2 separate regions of the Homo sapiens genome follow, and region 1 is linked to region 2. Evidence: chromatin loops called from intact Hi-C (ENCODE). Cell type or tissue: gastrocnemius medialis. All regions are shown on one strand. Links, peaks and the distances in the headings refer to the core of each region. The heading gives the core; the rest is flanking DNA.

Region 1 (2,807 bases), core at 48-2,547, 120 kb after region 2:
TGCTGAAGTCCAGGCTGGCTGAAAAGCAGCTTGAGGAAGCATGTTCATGCATCTGGGAACAAGGGGAGTTCACTGGAGTGCACATGCCAGAATGGAAATGAGCCCCCTGCTGTTATCTGAGGCAATTTGTAGTGGGTCTCAATGCTAAAATTAAAGTACACCCCACAAGAAGGGAGGTCACCTGAAGGCAGCCAATGGGCCACCCCTTTAGGGATATTCTCTTGATAAATTCACCTCTGCCCAGGGTCGGCTCTCAGCCTCACAAGCTCAGCAATGACTTCATCAGTGTCTTGACGTTAATCAAACTCATGGATGCTGACTCACACTAATAGAAATGAGTATGATATAGAAAAACAGGATGCCACATCATCAGGCAAACCCAACATGCTAGGCTTGCTGGAGTGGGGTCTGAGAGTCTCCATTTCTAACAAGTTCCCAGGTGATGCCAGTGCTCCTGGCCCATGGACCCCACTTTAAACAGCAAGGGTCTAGACAAGCTATATGGGAAGTCCAAGTATCAGAGTTTATTGGTGAGTGGAATATGAATTAGATCTCAAGAGAGGTTGACTATGTAACTATTTCATGCCATCGGGTTTTGGCTGCTTTACATATCCATTTCCATAATAGATATCAACCCACTACTAACACTTAGTGGTGTCAGACCCTTGCTTTAACAGCCTTGAGAATACAGCTACTCTGTGCCGAACTACACAACCTGTTCAGCCAGTCGTGTTCTGTGGTATGTTGATCAGGTTTCATCATCTGAACTGATACCTTCACATGGCCAGGAATGTAAATAAAAAACTCCCATATATTTCTGCCAGGGTAAATCAGAATATATTAAAAATGAAGCAACTACTAGAAACTCTATACCAATCAAAAGAGAGCAAGTAATGAAGGTAATGAATTTCCCTACAGTACATGAATACTTTTTTTTTGAAACAAGAGTCTTGCTCTGTTGCCCAGGCTGGAGTGCAGTGGCTGATCTCAGCTCGCTGCAACCTCCACTTCCCGGTTTCAAGTGATTCTCCTGCCACAGTCTCCTGAGTAGCTGAGATTACAGGCACCTGCCACCACGCCTGACTACTTTTAGTATTTTTAGTAGAGACAGGGTTTCATCATGTTGGCCAGGCTGGTCTCAAATTCCTGACCTCAAGTGATCTGCCTGCCTCGGCCTCTGAAAGTGCTGGGATTACAGGCGTGAGCCACTGCACCTGACTTGAATAAAGAAATTTCTAACAGATTGGTTGAGAAGAAAAGGAAATACTGCAATGATTAGGTGTCATTCATTCAGCTATTTTCACACATGCCTACTAAGGGAAACCACTATTCAGCAGGTAGCTCTCAAAGTCCTGCATGCAGAAAAATCATATGGAAAGTGTTTTGAATGCAAATTCCAGGGCCTCACTCCCTCTATTCCCACCCTCATTCTACCCCAACTACCAGGAGTCCAATTCAGCAGGCTGGGGCTTATAAATCTACATTTTTAACACGCACCCCCAACAGATTCTGAAAAATACTGACTTATATAGGATTTTAGTGGTTTTCAACCCTGGCTTACATTAGATACAGTGGAGAAGCTCAAAAAAAAAAAAAAAAAAAAAAAAAGGTCCCATGCCTGTATGCCAAAACCCCAAAACAATCAAATCAGAACATCCAGCGCATGAGACCCAGGCAACAGGCATTTTCTTAAGCTTCCCAGGCGACTTAGTGTTTCCAGGTGGTACTATTTGTGTGGGTTGTTAGACATCAGATTCCAAGGCCCCTCCCTGAAGTCTCTGATTCAGTAGGTCTGGGGCAAGGCCCTAGTCGGTGTGTCTGATAAGTGCCCCAGGTGATTCTTATGATGGGGTTTGAGAAATGTGTCTGTCTTACTCAACTGAGTCAGAAATACTGATCCCAGCAAAGCTGCTTCAAGGGATTTTTTTTTTTTTTTGAGACAACTCAAGGGATTTTTGACTCCAGTTTTGAAGCCCCTATTCCATGAATTTAGCTCCAATATGACCTGGGTCTTCCCAAAGAGACGGAACTCACCTCCCTTAATGCTGCATAGGAATGAAAGCCCACTGCTTTATACAACATGGCCTCTGTGGTCCCACTTTTATTACTAATACAACAGGACATTTCTCCCAGATTTAACACTTAGTGCTACATACCAGGCACATGGTATTACAAGCACTTCATCTATTAACTAATTTAATGTTCATAACAGTGCTATGACTAGGAACTATTCTTAGTGCTAACTCTACAGACTTTTTAAAAACGGAGGCATAGAGGCTAAGTAAATTGACTAAGTTTGCTTAGTCAAAGCCAAAGTTACCTAGAGAATGAATCTGAACCCAAACAGTAGAGGACCAAGGTCTGCTCTCTTAATCATAACACTATCATGCTGCTCACCAAGCAAAAGTTGAAGAGCCTGTCCACACATCACTTGCTGCCAGAAACACACACACACACACACACACACACACACACACACACACACAGAGAGACAGAGAGAGAAAGAATCAAGCAAGTTAGTGTTTATTACATCCCTACCATGTATACCAAGTGCTGGGCTTGGGGCTTTACGTATATTATTTCACTTAATCTGCAAGTCAGATATAATCCTATTGTCATGAACACACTATACTGCCTCACTCAGTGATGGAGAGAACCAAACTGTTTTGCATGGTGCAGAGCACCATGCAAAAAAGAAAAACAAATAAAGCAGCCGAAGAAACCTTCCAAGTTGATTTGGAGACTGAAGAAACAGCCAGTTGTGGGGGTGCGTGCTGGGGCGAGAGGAGGCCGGGCAGAGGGTGACT
Region 2 (2,807 bases), core at 124-2,623:
AAATCTGTAGGATATCAGCTGTGGTGCAGATACAGTATAGGAAACACCATACAACAAACCTAGGTGGAACTTACATCCAAGTTCTGGAGGCAGTACCAGCAAAATGTATGCTTGCAGTTTTTGCACATCATCTGAGCGCAGCCTTCATTGCGTTCGATATAAACCCGGCAAACTGGGCACTGCTTAATGGGGGCTTCTGCATCTGTCCCAAAGAGGGCTCTAGAAACAAAATGGATGAGAAATGGCATTCAGCTGATGGTCATCAGTTGAATTCCCAGGGCTCCTGATGGTTAGATAATGAACTCACAGTTATCCATGCTTAATTCACTTCCAAAAGAAAGGGTGTGGGCAAAAACATTATTAGATGTACAGATAACTCATACAAGAAGGAATCTTTATTTATTTTGGCTTTCAGTGAATTATATAATTACAGTTTCCACCACTGATTTAACTCACTATTTTGTCAAATTAATATTTCATTCCCTAAGCATGCATTGCCTAAATAAGAATGGCAAGGAGTTGGCTACACAGCAGAGAAACTAGGTCAGGGTCCAAACTGGGCGTATATAATCTATCTAATGGTCTGTTCATTAGACAAATGGAGAAGGGGTTCTCAAATATAAACACTTTAAAATAATGTCAAATACTTTCAAAAGACCTTCTCCAAACAGACGAATAGACCAATACAGGCTCACAGCCCCAAGGGGCACAGAAAATAAGCAACAGGAATTGGAGTGAGCGATAGCACCATGTAACACTTTAGCTACTGCCCATCAAAACCACCACCCAGCACACAGAGATATCCAACTCACAGAGTGTTGTCAAATCTATTATCAGACTTCGTATGAACAATAACCTCATATTGTCATAAGACAGTTATTACAGGTTGAGCATCCCTAGTCCACAATTTGAAATCCAAAATGCTCCAAAATCTGAAACTTTTTGAGTGCCAACATGACAAAGGAAATGCTCATTGAAGCCTTTCTGACTCCTGGTATTCAGAGTAAGGATGCTTAACCAATAAACATATCATGAAAATATTTCAAAATCTGAAAACACTGAGATCTGAAACACTTCTTATCCCAAGTATTTTGGATAAGGGATGCTCAACTTGTATCTTAATTCCCTTATTTTCAGATAGGGAAACAGACTCACAGAGGCTGAGTGGCTTCTATGAGACACACAGATACCGAGTGACAATGTCAGAATGCAAATCCTCCTATCCTCTGAGTTCTTTACGTTGCCCTGTGATACCCACGGAGCTTCCTGCTATGGCCACGAAAATGTAGGCAACAGTGGTTTGAATCCGGCTAAGAGGGCACATGCCTGCCATGTGTATTAGCTTCTCTATTCCTCTCCATTTGTTTGTTCTGAGATTCAAGCACAGCATCGTAGCCAAGTAGCATTACTATTCATGAAGCCTGGTTCTACACATTCTGGGTGCACTGTGTGATTAAGCCAATGGGATTACAACACTCGTATTTTGTTCTTGCTGATGCAGAACAACGATAGCCTCAAGCAAAGCAGGAATGAAACACAGAGGTCTCTCACTCTGGGCACTGCTGTTGCCATAAAAACCCTCTGTATCGCCCAAGTGTGGTGGCTTATGTCTGTAATCCTAGCACTTTGGGAGGCCTAGGCGGGTGGATCACTTGAGGTCAGGATTTCAAGACCAGCCTGGCCAATATGGTGAAACCCCATCTCTACTAAAAATAGAAAAATTAGCCAGGCGTGGTGGCAAGTGCCTGCAATCCCAGCTAATCGGGAGGCTGAGGCAGGAGAATCGCTTGAACCCAGGAGGCAGTGGTTGCAGTGAGCCGAGATCGTGCCACTGAACTCCAGTCTAGGCAACAGAGCAAGACTCTGTCTCAAAAACAAAACAAAACAAAAAAAAACCCGCTGTACTAAAAAGGTACAGATTTAATTGCTTCCTATCACGATAAAATCTCAACCTTTACAGAGCATAAAATATCATGAGAGAACCCTCCTTTCTACGTGCTGAAAGAATTTAGGACCGTTGTTTCTATTGTTGTGTTCTTTCTAATATGACTGTCACACATCATGAGCTGGCAATTTAGTCAGGTAAGAAAATTTCTTTTCTCATTTTGCAAGCAACAAGAATGATATATACCAATACAGGCAGATACTGTATCTGAGCAAAGAGCGGGAACAAGTCATGATTTCCTACTGAGAACCAGTAGACCACGGTGCCTCACTACCTAAAGAGAAAGCAAAACTCATACAAACTTTAATTCCAGCAATATCTGGAAGATTCCTCTGGGGCAAACAACTAGAAATGCTTTTTTGTTGGCAACTTACCAATTCTGAGACACTTCTCAGGGAAGTTCTGCAGGAAAATAACCAATCTCTAAACGCCATCACAACGTAACTCCTTCTACACGTAAGGTATGTTGAATTTCTAAGAAAACTAGTGAATAATCCCAAAGACAAAGTTTCCTTTCTTACCGGTGCTCTGTTGGCAGGACAATAGGCTGACTGTCTCTACAGGAGACCTCTGCATGCCAAGCATCCTTGCAACACGAGCAGAATTTCAGGTGGCAAGAAGGGCATTCCACCAGCACAGGCTGTCCTGGGTCACTCGAGGCAACAGGGCACACTGTCTGACAGTCTGCAACAGGACACCATGTTCGGTAGGGGTCCAGATGAACTTCTAAAGTGTAAAGAAAGAAAATGTGATGGTCTGCCCGATTCATGTTTGAGTCTTTCTCACCTTCATTTGCCCTCTTATTTATTTAATTTATTTGGAACCAGAGTCTCACTCTGTCGCCCAGGCTGGAGTACAGTGG

Evidence for each region. Hi-C counts contacts between places; a loop is a spot of excess contacts. Peaks named below come from ENCODE experiments on the same cell type or tissue, not always from the same donor. Only the 100,000 strongest peaks of a DNase experiment are listed, where the experiment ranks them.
Region 1: it touches region 2 in a loop (4-fold over the local background); 2 of 110 quality-filtered maps call a loop at or near these places.

The regions. Positions count from the first base shown.
Region 1 is chr6:18,341,418-18,344,224 of GRCh38, reverse strand. No RefSeq gene overlaps it. Among named protein-coding and RNA genes, the nearest start is that of RNF144B, 45 kb to the left of the region's middle. In gastrocnemius medialis, for the core only: no CTCF peak of the experiment used is centred there; a DNase peak (open chromatin) is centred at 1,084; H3K27ac peaks cover 2,500 bases.
Region 2 is chr6:18,457,019-18,459,825 of GRCh38, reverse strand. RNF144B (ring finger protein 144B) reads right to left here. Exons shown (of 8, transcript NM_182757.4): 5 at 2,467-2,671; 6 at 75-219. Among named protein-coding and RNA genes, the nearest start is that of MIR548A1HG, 64 kb to the left of the region's middle. In gastrocnemius medialis, for the core only: no CTCF peak of the experiment used is centred there; DNase peaks (open chromatin) are centred at 1,625 and 2,565; H3K4me3 peaks cover 1,340 bases; H3K27ac peaks cover 2,500 bases.